Linked DNA regions of Homo sapiens: regions 2, 3 and 4 are each linked to region 1. The links are chromatin contacts, found by Hi-C or POLR2A ChIA-PET in ENCODE. All regions are on one chromosome and are shown on one strand. Each heading gives the region's core, a stretch centred on a gene start or an enhancer-like site at or near the end of the contact. The rest is flanking DNA. Distances are from core to core; before and after follow the strand shown. Region 1 overlaps MEF2C-AS1 (MEF2C antisense RNA 1). Region 2 overlaps MEF2C (myocyte enhancer factor 2C). Region 3 overlaps MEF2C (myocyte enhancer factor 2C). Region 4 has its middle 4.4 kb from the start of MIR3660.

Evidence for each region. Hi-C counts contacts between places; a loop is a spot of excess contacts on that map. ChIA-PET counts read pairs that join two places held with the same protein, here RNA polymerase II (POLR2A). Pooled maps may share reads with other maps.
Region 2: a map of GM12878 shows a loop between it and region 1 (5-fold over the local background). The contact joins two enhancer-like sites. A Hi-C loop is called at or near these places in 4 of 168 maps with a recorded cell type or tissue (B cell, GM12878, Right ventricle myocardium inferior and 1 more), 34 of 37 single-sample maps with no recorded cell type and 10 of 50 pooled maps. POLR2A ChIA-PET finds 5 or more read pairs at or near these places in 2 of 52 experiments (B cell and activated B cell).
Region 3: a map with no recorded cell type shows a loop between it and region 1 (2.8-fold over the local background). The contact joins two enhancer-like sites. A Hi-C loop is called at or near these places in 3 of 168 maps with a recorded cell type or tissue (B cell, GM12878 and GM13976), 29 of 37 single-sample maps with no recorded cell type and 7 of 50 pooled maps.
Region 4: a map with no recorded cell type shows a loop between it and region 1 (4-fold over the local background). The contact joins two enhancer-like sites. A Hi-C loop is called at or near these places in 14 of 37 single-sample maps with no recorded cell type and 5 of 50 pooled maps.

What each region holds. Positions count from the first base shown.
Region 1 is chr5:89,433,673-89,437,015 of GRCh38, forward strand. The region is part of intron 8 of MEF2C-AS1 (MEF2C antisense RNA 1); the gene reads left to right. Among named protein-coding and RNA genes, the nearest start is that of LINC02161, 150 kb to the right of the region's middle. Within about 2 kb of position 1,804, at least 2 of the 41 ENCODE cell types and tissues checked have a DNase peak (open chromatin) inside an H3K27ac peak, as active enhancers do; they include B cell and GM12878, where a contact is called at or near this core.
Region 2 is chr5:88,732,604-88,735,946 of GRCh38, forward strand. The region is part of intron 6 of MEF2C (myocyte enhancer factor 2C); the gene reads right to left. Among named protein-coding and RNA genes, the nearest start is that of GSCAR, 37 kb to the left of the region's middle. RefSeq lists an enhancer at 2,691-2,790. Within about 2 kb of position 1,833, at least 9 of the 41 ENCODE cell types and tissues checked have a DNase peak (open chromatin) inside an H3K27ac peak, as active enhancers do; they include B cell and GM12878, where a contact is called at or near this core.
Region 3 is chr5:88,831,772-88,835,114 of GRCh38, forward strand. All of the region lies in intron 1 of MEF2C (myocyte enhancer factor 2C), which reads right to left. Among named protein-coding and RNA genes, the nearest start is that of MEF2C, 50 kb to the right of the region's middle. RefSeq lists an enhancer at 2,798-2,927. Within about 2 kb of position 1,745, at least 18 of the 41 ENCODE cell types and tissues checked have a DNase peak (open chromatin) inside an H3K27ac peak, as active enhancers do; they include B cell and GM12878, where a contact is called at or near this core.
Region 4 is chr5:90,019,478-90,022,820 of GRCh38, forward strand. No RefSeq gene overlaps it. Among named protein-coding and RNA genes, the nearest start is that of MIR3660, 4.4 kb to the left of the region's middle. Within about 2 kb of position 1,719, at least 7 of the 41 ENCODE cell types and tissues checked have a DNase peak (open chromatin) inside an H3K27ac peak, as active enhancers do.

The DNA.
Region 1 (3,343 bases), core at 554-3,053:
AGGGAAGTTTAAGAGGTAAACTTGGTGTGGATTAGAAGCGGGAGTGACAGAAAATCAGGAATCAAAGTGACCTACATTTTTGGCTTATCCTTTCACCATCATTCTTCTCATTTTGGAGGTCAGTGGCTTATTTTCTGACTTCCTGAGCCAAGTTATTTAGCAGGTGACTTTGTCCAATATGCTTTCTGCTGAAGCTGTGAGCAATGTACTAATGTAAAGATGGCCTTAGGTGTGTTAAATTCACAAGTATCTGATTTTGGCACCATGTAATGTCCAGTAGACCAGTTTGCATTAAGTGTCTGGATATAGTGTTCCCAGATCCCTTCATAAAGGAAGAATAACTTTAAAGTACAATAGTAACGTAAATCAAAGAAAAACTTGACTTTGTAATAGAATAATTTTGACAAGGTTTGAGACTGTTAATTTTATATACACGTGCTTGTAAGTATTTATATATATAGATCAATATATATGTAATATATAATGAATATGTATTATAAAGAAATATTTAACATCTGTTTATAATTGCTGGAAAGATCTAATGTTTTGCATTTTAGAAAGCATAAGATCCATTGTGAAATACTTTGAATATTAGTATTGATAGTTGAATATTAGTATGGATAGTTGTAATTAAGATTTTTATCAAATAGAGTTATTGTTTAGGCATATAATCAGACACACAATATCAACCCAAGTCTGTGAAATTCCAGTCTATGGAAGTGAGTTGTACAGTGTTTGGCTTTGCACTACACCATCTTTTTGGGTGTAATGCAAAACCAAATACTGTATATATGTATGTCTTGCTGAATAGATTGCTTTGTGCCTCTCTCTCTTTTCTAAAGCTTCATAGACTGTTGGTGTAAAAGGACCCCAATGCCATTAATATAGAAAGCCTTACTCTTTCTTGCCTCCATTTCAATCTAATACAGGACCCAACCCCCTGAAACATTTCCTCAATTGCATCTTGACATTCCCAAAGACTGTTTCTTGGGTTACAAATTAAACAATATACTCTCATAAATGCTTTGTGTGATATAAAATTAAAACTGTAGTTTTAATTTTAGTCCAGTTTAATTTTAGTTTATCACATATGTTCAAATATCTTTGAATCCTTACCTGGAATAACACTGATTATTTTTTCAGGGAAAAAAAAAAACTATTTTGTCATTGATTGTGTTTAAGGACCCTGAGAAGTATGTTGAGTTCCCTGGCATTCTTAAAGGCAAGAGGGCAAGCAGTTTTATAAAGGTATTCCAATAACTACTTTATAAAATCTGAAACTTCATGTTAATTTCAGTTTCAACAAAGTAGTTCACATTATGACTTCCCTAAATCTTAACCTAGATCTCGACAAGAAATTAGTTATAATAAAGAGTTAAAGAAAATATTTTAAAGCTGCATTTTGTCCTGTCTCTTAATATTTGATAATTAAAATATGTAAAATTTGCATAATATCCCTAACTTTGTCTCAGCATGTTCATATCTATTCGTCCATCATTTCTCCAACAGCACCTTTGAAAGACACAGCTAGAATCATGATCCCATTTGATTCAGGAGATAATTGAGTCAAAAAGAGATAAAATGATTTTCTGAAAAACACGGGACTAGTGAATACTAGCACCACAGCTAGGAAGCTAGGGTTATGGTGTATAAACCTCATTTATTTCATTTAGAAATGAACAAAATGAATTTTAAGTCACATATAAAGGATAGAAAAGGCTACACCAATGGTGTGATTTCAGGAACTTAAATATTTTCTCAACAACCTTCCACAGACCCTGAACTCCTCACAGTTTCAAGTCAGGCAGTATCCCCAGAAAGTCCCTAGTTGAATGCAAATACACAGTTTCTGATTTACCCAAAATCAATGTACACAATACCTTCTTTCCTGCCACACTTTCCCCACACACCAGTGCCTTGCAGCTGCTGAAATAGGAACCACAATGAAGACGAATGGGACTTTTTAGATTCTGTGGTGCAAAAAGTTAAGAATAAGAAAGCTGTGTAAATCACGAGCGTTATAGATAAAAAGATGCAGAGGCAAACATCTAAATTGGTATGATCTTCTCGTGCTAACTGAAAATAAATCTTTATGTATTATCTGAATCTTTTTTACATCAATGTATTGTTATGTTAAAGTTCTACAAATTCATGATTTATTTAGGTAGCAACTATTCCAATCACTCTCAACCTTTGGGAGTTTAAGGGATTAAGAGTCATTCACACTTTCATGAATTAGTGGAAATTAGTACTCTCAGATTGTTTCCTATTAACAACGTTCTAGGAGTCTGACATTTCTGACTTTGGAGAGTAGGGAAAGGGGCAGCTTGGAGGGAAGAAGGGGCACTAAACACTAAGTATAGTTTGGTTTGTTTTTACTTATTTTCTGTGAACTTAGAAATATGGCAACAGTTTATAAGATGATTTCTACAAAAAATTCTCTAAAGAAACTATCTTGATAGGATTGTTATTTGCTCACATGCTATATAGGATGCATAAAGTATTGACATCCTTATTACATTATAGCCCACAAGACTGAAAACTCCAGCAAACTTGTAATAATAGATGAGAATGCAAAATTTAGAAATTAGACACTTTCTAAAAATCTTAAATGTTCAGGGTCACTAAACTGTGGACTCCTGGGGACTTTAGGAGTAGAACCTAGAAAAACATACTAGAATATGTACTAGAATAATACAAAGAGGTGTAGAAGGCAATAGAGCAAAAATATATTCTTCCTCTCTATTTATACAGGGCCAGTTTTGACAAAGAATAATTTTCATGACAAAATAGACATAAAAGATATTAAGCATTATTTCTAGCCTCCATTTTCAATTTTGATTTTGTGAGGAAATTCAGGACACATGCTCAATGAAAGTGCCATCTTTATTTCAAGGAAACATGTAAACAATGTGAGAAACCTCACAAACATTACACCATAAAAGAGTGAAACACAGCTCTGTCAGTTTCATTTCGAGATTCTCCTTGAGGGAAGGAGGGAGAGAGAGAGAATAAGAACGACAGAAAGAGAAAATGAGAGCTCGATGAGACAAGAACAAACCTCAATTTGTCTAAACATCACATGAAAAGAAAACATTAAAAAGCTTGCCTGCATTTTTACAATGAAAACATGCATCCCACATTCAGTTGTCTTGATTAGCTCCAGTAAAATCTTGGTCTGACATTGCCTGTTACCCAGCATACACTTAAGCTACCTTACCTTGTTATTTATGTATTTAATCCTAACTACCTTTAATTATGACTCAAATATTTAGAATAAAAAACAAGAGGGTTGATCTTCTAAAAAAAAAAAAGTACTTCTTCCAGAAGCAAATATATGAGC
Region 2 (3,343 bases), core at 583-3,082, 700 kb before region 1:
ATTGAACTGGAAGACTGAAAGGGTTTTCTTAGGTCTCTGATGTTCAGTATCCTACTAACAGAAAAGTGGGTATCCCAAGGTCTGCGTTTTTCATATTTCAAAATATGACCAAGAGAGCTAGGGAGGAGTTGATTACAAATGCCAGCAGAGCTGGCATGACAGTGGACTCAGAAAGACATCTGCTGATTTCCTCCACTGCCTCTGAAGGGAGAATAAGAGAACTCAGCTACCTGATTCAACAATCCTTGCTAGAAACTAGACAGTTGTTTTCTGAAGCTTTCTAAAGGAGACAGTTAAACCTCATTGTTATTGCCATCATTACAAAACACAAGTATCTATTACCCCTGCATGAGTGAGATTGTGTGCTACCCAGTGAGGATGCAAAGACAAGGCCCCAGGCTTGAAAAGCTCTGAAATCTCTTTGTGGTAATCCAATACATACTCATGGAAAACATAAAGACCAATACAAGGCAGCGTAGGGTGAGGTGCCTGCAGAGTAATCCAGATTAAGTGTTATTGAGTTCCCGGGAGAGAAGAGGTGATCCAATAAAAGATTCACAGAAGAGGCAGGAATTGATGAGGGCCTTAAAGAAAGGCCATAGGAAGATATGTTAGGCTTGTGACTGGGCAGTAGGAAAGGGCTGAGGTAGGAGTTTAAAGAGCATGGTAAGGGGCACTGAGAGGAACCTGTTTAGAAGGGGACCCGTGAAAAGAGAGGGGTGTCAGAGGCTCTGGAGGGATGCAGGGGTTGGGCTGTGGAGATCTCAAATTCCAGGCTAAAAGTCCTTGGGTTTATATGGTGGAAATGAAAGTTTCAGAGTAGAGGTATGACACAGACCTCTAAGTGGTCAGAAAGATCTACTGGCATTGGTATACTCAGGAATTAGTAAGGCCTGCTAGTGTGGACCAGTCTGGAGACTACTTTGATGGCCTGAGATAGAGGCCATGAGGAACTGGGAAGGCAGAGCAAAGGTATATTTCAGGAGATATTTATGGGAACATCTTTAGAAGCAAAATATATTTGAGGCACACTGTATAAAGCAGATTTGTTCTTCATATCCCATTCATTTACCTGTCTCATTTTATGCATGAATAAACAGGCTGAATATATAACAAATAACTACAAGATTAAGTCTGTCAATTGGATTATGAATAAAATTATCCCAGTTCCTGGGGCAAAAAAACAAAAATAAAGCAAACTGGACACCCCCAAAACGTGTGTTAAGTGACAGGACTCACTTAAGAAATGTTGGTTGAATCTGAATATCAATTCCCTTCTATAAGAAAACTTCTGGAATATTAGCCAAATTCTCTAAAGCTAGATAAATATGACAAACCCCCAAATTTTCTTTACAGTAAATTCGAACAGTATTCCATGGCAAAAGCTGTTACATAAAACAATGCATTTACTTCCTCTCACTAGAAGAAAAAAACAAACAAAAGAGAGTATGTTCACTTAAAAAAAAAAAGCTTGACAAAATGGAGTGCTTAGAGGAGTTTTATATTTAATATGTCATCCTGAATCATTATTGTGAATATGTTATGAACTTAGTTTGAATTAATAGATTCTACGGGATAAAAAGAGAATAAGAACATCAAGGTCAATTCTGCTCTATACTTTGCTGTCAGCTGAAGGTCAGATGGACACACTGAAGACATATGTCACTTATCTATTAAGCCTGTGTGAGATCTGGTTTATATAAACAATCAAATGGAAAATTAGCTGGGTAATTTCAAAAGAAGGGGGAGAAAAAAGTCTGTTAAGCAGTGCAATGAAGCTTGAATAGATCAGAAGAAACTAAAACCCCAGCTCGGTAGATGCCGATACTGGTTTGCATGGAGGAGTTATTTTGCTAAAAGGAAGTAAAACCGCTTCGTGAAATGTGTTGTCCTGTGATATGACAAGCACTGGGCCAGTGTGCGAAAATGGAAATGCTTCACGGAGGCCTTGAGAAAAGTTTGTTTTTTTTTTTTTTTTTTTTTTTTTTTTTTTTTAGCATTTTCTACAGTAAACTCTCTGAGAAATTCCAACAAAGCCTATGTCTTTTTGCCCACATTTTAAACAGTGATTCAGGGCAGCAGTAGGGGAAAAAAAAGTAAATATACATTGTAGCTTTTCATTCAGTAAATACCTCAAAACTAAAAAAATTGATTTTAAAAGCCTTCTATTTTTCTCTTGGAATATTTCCTGTTATTTGGAAATTACGCCATTTTAGAAGATTAGTCACATATTTTAAGGTGTTTACATACTGAAATGTAAAATATTTTGAACCATGATGACACTTCTTAAATTCATATTTTTAGAGCATCAAGTTATTTTTAAGAACAAATAAATTCTGCTTTTTGCTAGTGAATTTCTGCTGTTTTTAGCATATTGTGCCAGCTAGCATTTTGGAGCCGTATAATAACCATTTCTGTTTCCAGCCACCAAATTGTTATTCTTTGGACATAATATAGATTCAGGAATGCAAGACTGTGGATCCTAAACCAGTGATATAGAAACCTATGATTTGAAAATCAATGATGAATACATGCGTGTGGTTTACTGCTAAGAAGAGCCTGCATTTAAACCGGCTGGGAAACCGCAGCCTCCTCCTCACTCAGAATGCTGCGGCCTGTGTTGAGCCTGTTGTCCCACCTTAAGATAAATTCACCAAAGAGAATGGTCGCATTTAAATTCAGGGGTCCGGGAGGTGGGAAACACCACCTCTCAACAACCTTCTAATATATGGATTCAACCTTTTTTCATGCTATGTTTTAAAATTACCCTCTGCCTGGACAATTATCAATTTAGACGTGACTGTATGCAGATGTCACATTCCTCTGACCACTTAAAGGCACAAAAATTATAAAGCAGGAGTGAATGGATTTCCTGATTATAGATTATAAGAAAATGAAGTACAGACCAACTTTAGAGTCAGTTTGTTTTATAGTTTCATTTGATTAAAAATATTGTTTTACATAAAAATAACAAATTTAAGCATATATGAGTTAACTTACATAAAGGATTAGAGAATCTACCTCTTCTGGTTACAAGTTTGTATATACTCATATTAGTGTCAATACATAGAACTTGAATGTGGTGTTAGGAGAAAAACATTTTTCTCCCCAGTTAACTTGCAAACACTTGCTGCATTTTTTTTATTGACTCCTATTTTAAGAAGTCGTAAATTCAAAGAACATATTCCTGGCTTAAGATATTATGAGGAAGGCATTTTGCCTTGTCTCACAGAGCTCACTTGAACATGTAGCTCTCTTTGAGCTCAAAGTTCTGAAACTTTCTTTTATTTGGATGTTTAGGCATTTTGAGTTTTCTTCACTTGTTTCTTTTTCTTTTCTAGGA
Region 3 (3,343 bases), core at 495-2,994, 600 kb before region 1:
TTCTCTTCATCTCTTTTACAGCATCCTAATCAACCTAATTAAGGCTTTGTTCATCTGAAACCTCTGATGACAATTTGTTTAACTCTATCCCACTGTGGTCTTCTTATAAGGAGAATTAAATCTGATCTTCTGACAGCAATCATTAAATGATCCCAACTGGCCCCAATTAAACCACATGGCTCATGGGCTTCCATACAGTCAAGTGCCAAGTTCTCTGTTTCATTCACACATTGTTCTTGGTTTATTTTCTTAAAGCCAGTTAAGCATGTGTCTTATCAAGTGGAACTAAATTTCCTTATGTACATTAGCTCCAGACACAGTGTGTCAATTGACTGCACACCAAAGTATCACATAGGACTTCTGAAGCCATTCTATACAGCTGCAGAGGTACTAGCGAAAAAGAATCTTTACATTTATTTACTCATCCTGAAATGGACCCACATGTACATTCTCGAAATAATACACGTGTTTAAACAGTTCTGGCTAACATAAATCAATAATAACTTTTATTTGGCTTGCTTATAATGATCTTTTAATAGAAATTCTCTGCATTTAGAAGTTGGGCTTAATATTCTATTTTTTTTTTAACATTTGAAATTATCTCTTTACCTCCCTCTAAAAAAGCAGTACCAAAGTAAGACTTCTGAAGTTAACCTTTCTTACCCTTAATTTCTGCTCTAATTTTTTCACATATGCCCAATTGTAAGTTCTGTAATGATGTTCCCAGGCCTTCCTACAAGCGCAGGTAGCCTCAGGATTTAGAGCTCATTGATTGTGTGCTACTCCAGGGAAATGACTGATTAAAAACAGCCTCATGAGGAGGAGTAGCTCCTATTCACATCTGGCTCATCTGATTCTAAAGTCTAATACCTGTATGAAGATTTGATCCATAGATTTAGATTTTGAACAACTGCAGCAGTTTACCTAGAATATTTTGATGTCAAAGCAGAAACAGTTAAATTAATCCCACTATGACTGGTGTCTGACACAGGTTCTGAAGGCTTTAATCAATTACCCTACTTTCTTGTGAATATAAACAAATACACTGTATTTATATATATATGCTAATTATGGCTATCACTGATCATCTGCTGGTACTTGATGCAGGCTGTCACAGTTCTCAGAGCAGATGGATTAGAACATATCTGTTCATCCTAATCATACATTAAAAACTGTTAGAGAATTGAAATACATGCTATGCATCTTATAGGACATTAGCCTTGATGGGACATGTAATTGTTCTTATGACTCAACCAACAGATGTTAACTGCAAAGAAAAATGAAAATACAATGGAATTTTTAACATAGTGATAAATTTGGTAATGCCAGGAAAAACATTATGTGCATTTTCTTTATGATAATTAAATATATACCTGATCATCTATTCACTTAATAACTGTATCCCTCTCAAGAGGAAAATTCAAAATATTTGTTACAAAATGCTGATGATATAGAAAATACTTACCAGCCTTACAACTGACTGACTTTTAAAAATGTGTAATAAATGTACTAAAATTTTAGCAAAGCAGTACAGACACTGGATGTTGAATTATGAAATATTTCTCATGTATTATAGTAATCTCCAATAAGATTTGATGTTAATTTTAGAGCATGCTTCTGCTAAAAAGGGCAAACCCTGCAACAGATTTAGTACAAAGAAGCTGAAAATATCCTGTGGAAAAAAAAATCTGTAGAGAAATCAGCCAGCCCAAATCCTGCCATTACTCAGCACTGTAGTGACGTGCGGATGTTTGTAGTGGTTTGAGGAGCCAGCAGGGGTGGAAACTCTACGTACTCGACTCCAACATGATTGCAATTGAACCTCATCAAAGTAAGAGCTCATAATTTGTCACAGAAAACAGCCAATTAACATATGTTAGAAAAAGGCTTCATAAAGATAATATATGATTAAAGACCCAGTGCAGCTGCTGAAAATCAAAACTATGCATTTAAAAAAGAAATCTCAGCCTGAGCTTCCGTATGGTTAAACTGATAATGGCTACTACGATTTTTTTTAAGTAGAAAAATATAATTATAGTGCTTCTTATAAGTTTGGGGTTATGGCAAGGGAGAACTGGGTACTGTGGCACTATTTACTATTCCTTACTTAGTTCTATAAATAGTTGAAGCCCTTGCCAAAACTCTGTAGTTACTTTGTTATAGTGCTATTTTAAAACACAGACCTTCATTGTGAGCTAAATGGCCTTCAGGATGCACTTTGTAGTTATAGCATTCCTCTCAAAACTATATCCTCCCTTTATCTGTGCAAAACTCCAGAACAAGAGACCTCTCCATGACTGCCCTGGCTCACTGTAAAACATGCTGGGGCTGTGTAACACACTGTTCGAATACTTCAGAACTTCTCTCAGGGTGGTGGGCAGGCAGGGTGACAGTTAAATGTCAGAAATGAGATTAAGGCACACACATGGAGTTCAGGTCCTCTAACAGAATGCAGTCCACGCTACCTGCCACAGCTTTGGAGCAGACCAATTACATGTAACATACTTGGTGTATTCTGATTGTAGATTTCAGGTTGGAGTACATGGGAATCAAACCCTGGCTAAGTCACTGTAATGGGGTATACCATGAGCCAAAATCATGATGCTTAATATCACAGATATCAATGACAAAATTCAATCAGTCACAGAGACATGAAGTTGTCAAGCATGATGCTACGTGCCATGGACACCACTGAAAACAAAACAGAAGGTCTCAGTCTTCATGAAGCTTACGTTCTAAGGGGAAAAAGGGCAACACACAAGTGCACCAATATGATGATTTTAAATACAGAAGTGCTATAGAGAAAATATCGCAGTGGAATGGACCAAGGGGTGATGAAGTGGAGAAGGGCAGAGGTGGCTATCTATTGGGCTGATTTATAGGGAGGGGTTATTTGAGGAGATGACGTTTGAGGAAAGCCCTAATCCACAATGGAGTCAGACATTATTTGGAGGATGAATACTCCGTCACTGTGCCTGTCACTGGTGGTACAAGCCTGGCCAAGTCATAGTTTTCTAAACCCCAGTCTCTTTCTCTATAGAGTGGGAATAGTAACAACATACACATTCTATTATGAGGTTGTGAGGCTCAAATAAAAGACAAAACCACACTCATTTGTAAAAATTCAGATGGATACAACTCAATTTCATACACTAATTGTGTAAACTTGCTTCCTTCACTGATATTATATAATTTTATAAAAATTGTAAATACTTTGAAGCTCTAGGAATATAGCATAATGCAAAATGTTTCTAAATTGACATCAATTGAGTCCAAAAGCATCCCTCTTCCCTTGAAATGTGAGTATTTCATGATGGCAATGGCCACTGGTTGAAACACCTCT
Region 4 (3,343 bases), core at 469-2,968, 590 kb after region 1:
TTTGACCCCAAATTTTATTTCTAGGAGATTAACATAAAGAAATCATCTAAAATTAGACAAAGATGTATATATATAAATGTTCTCTTTAGCATCATGTATAGTAAGAAATAATGAGGAATTAAAATTAAAGATACGTTATTATATCGGAATGGTGAGCAAATATATATGTTAGAGTGAAATACAGCCATTACAAGTTTTGTTTTACATTTTGCCTAATATTATAATATAAAATCATTGAACATATAAAAATGCATATTTTTAAAAAGACTGGAAAAATATGTTAAAACGGTAATAATTGCTTGAGATTATGGCCATACAGGTGGGAAAGTTCTATATGCAGCTGAAGGTATGAAGTTGGAACTGGGTAGTAAGTAAGACGTATCTGAAACTCAATATAATGATGAAATCATGAAAATAATGATGAAAGTCAAAGTAAATCATTCAGGATTAGATGAGATGGTAGTATGCTTTTTTTTTTTCCAACGTTGTGAAGATTCCCTGGACTTTTGAAATCTTCTAAGTTTGTGTTGCATTTATAATAAAATGATTTTAAAATGGGGGATCGGCCGGGCGTGGTGGCTCATGCCTGTAATCCTGGCACTTTGGAAGGCCGAGGTGGGTGGATCACTTGAGATCAGGAGTTTGAGACAAGCCTGGCCAACATGGTAAAACCCCATCTCTACTAAAAATACAAAATTTAACCAGGGATGGTGGAGTGGCGCCTATAATCCCAGCTACTCGGGAGGCTAAGCAGGAGAATCACTTGAACTCCAGAGGTGGAGGTTGCAGTGAGATGAGATCGCACCACTGCACTCCAACCTGGGCAACAGAGTGAGACTCTGCCTCAAAATAAACAAATAAATAACAACAAATGAGGGCATTGAAAACTGAAGATGTTGAAGAAGGATTTCAGGTTCTTAAAATATCAATGAGATTCATATGAGAAAAGAGGGTGAGGGCAATCCAGGGCCAGTAGCAGAATGAGTAAAAGCTTGCAGTAGCAAATGTGCAAGTTGCATCTGTGAGCAAATGTCCGAATTTCATGAAATTCAGGATTCCCTATATAAAGATAGAAAATAAATTTTATCTATTTGTGTAAATCCAATTATTGTGGCATTTTATGCCATCTTTGGAGTCTAAATCTTATCCAGTAATAATCATGGGTCCATATAGGCTTTTGAGCCAAAGACTAGCATGTAAAACCGGCCTTGCAGGAAGATAGATGGAGTAGCAGTAGGTAGAAGACACAGGAGCCATAGAAGACTGAGAGAAGTAGCACTCTGCCATAGTTTTCAACACATATGATGATTAATTTTGAAACTACAGTAGTTAATGCATGATGTTGAATGTACAGCCCACCATCATGGTCTGGCAAAGAATGTAAGACTCCAGAGAAACAACTGGATTTGATGCAAATAAATGTATGAAATGAAAATGATGAAAGAAGAATAAGCATTTTGGAGACTCTGAGTTCCAGTGAATTGAATGGTATCATCTACTTTTAAAATAAATAAATAAATAAATAAATAAATAAATAAATAAATAAAGGCAGCGGAGAGAGAGAGAGAGAGAGAAAGTCACAGCTTATTTGAGATGAAAATGATCTCAAATTTTAATATGTTTAGTTTGAGGAGATAGTGCACAAAGGGAGTAAGTCCCAAAAGCAGCTGAGATATATAGAATTTTGAAGCTGGGGTAAACGAAACAAAAGTTTCTCTTATGACTCAAACGAACTCGCTGAGCCAGGAAAAGGAGAAAAAACAAAAAAAAACAATCAACTTTGCCTGGTACCATCAGAGGGTGTTAGCAGTTACTCATTTTAAGTGTCACTTTGCAAACAGACTTAAACCAACCTTTTGGAACCTAACCAAAGCATAAATAGAAGAAGTTCTGTAAAGAGGAGGGCTATCAACATGGAAGTGAAAGTCAAAACCATGAGTCACAGTTGATTCAGGGAAAGCATACAAAAGAGAAAGAGAAATGGCCAAGAATTAAACTCTGGGAACATTCACAGATAAGAAAAATATAAGGAAGAATTTAATTTCAAAATACAGTTTCTTTAACTACCCAAAACTCAGAGACATGAGGCCAAATTTGGTCAGATCAAATGTGGAAAACCCACACTGAAACACTGGAAAGAAAAAGCCGGAGAAAAACCAAAACAAATCTTTTAAATCAGAATTTGGAGTACGTTGTTTACTGGAAATCAAGAAACTCTCAAAATCAACCAGTATATGACTGTATGTCACAGAAGAAATTTATTACTAAAACAAAAATTCTCTGGGGAAAATAAAAAGCAGATACATTTTAGTTTCAAATTCAATTACAAAGATATTAAGACTAAAAAATATATTTACCTGTGGAGTAGCCCAATTAGCTGAATTAACCTGTAATATTAAATTTGAAATGATTATATTTTTCTTCAAAAATCACATATGTAAATAAAAATACATTAAAAATAATAAATAAGTCCAAAGTTTAAATGCTTTTATATGTATTTTTTTCAGATGGTAAATATAGTGAACTGCTTTCTCTGTAAATGTTCCTCCTCTATCCATCATGTCAGAAAGATCCACTATACTCTTTCTCATAGACTCTCACATTTATGGATTCTCAAGAACAATTTCACTTTCACTGGAATTAAAGCAAGTATGTTCTTTTTCCTGATGGCCAAATCCCAAGAGATTTAGTTAAATTGAAGTTGGGCAAAGGTACTAAGTCTCAAGAGCACTTATTGGGAATCTGTGGGTGTGTCTTGTCACCAGGGTTACAGTAAAACATGTTTCCAAGCTTGGAGGTAAGCAAAAGTGGCTCTAAAAACAATTATAAGTTTTAAACTTGCTTTAATGTGGTAACCAAAAAGAGTAAGGCTACTTTAACGTATTTTTATTTGAATTTAACAATTGCCCACATTTTTCTGTACTTTTTTCAAATCATATTTTCAAGAAATAAAGCAATGAAGATAAATTTAAAGTCCTTCATATCTACCTCCACCCCACTTTCACTCTTTTCCTCCCTAAAGGCAAACTTCAGAAACTAAATAAATATTCAGCCTCACCAGTAACCAGGGAAGTACAAATTAAAACCATGAGATACCATTTCACATGCATCAGATTGCCCAGCATTTATAAAGCCTGACAATGTCAGGCTCTGGTGAGTCTGTGAGAAAACAGGGATCCTCTATCCATATGATGGGAATATAAACTTGGAACTATCACTTTGGGGATAAATTTGCCAGTATCTTGTAAATGTAGAATGTGTTTACTCAATGGCAGGGCAATTCCACAGATAGATTGAGAAAATATTCTTTCCTTCTTCTGGGCATATAGAAGGATTAAACTCC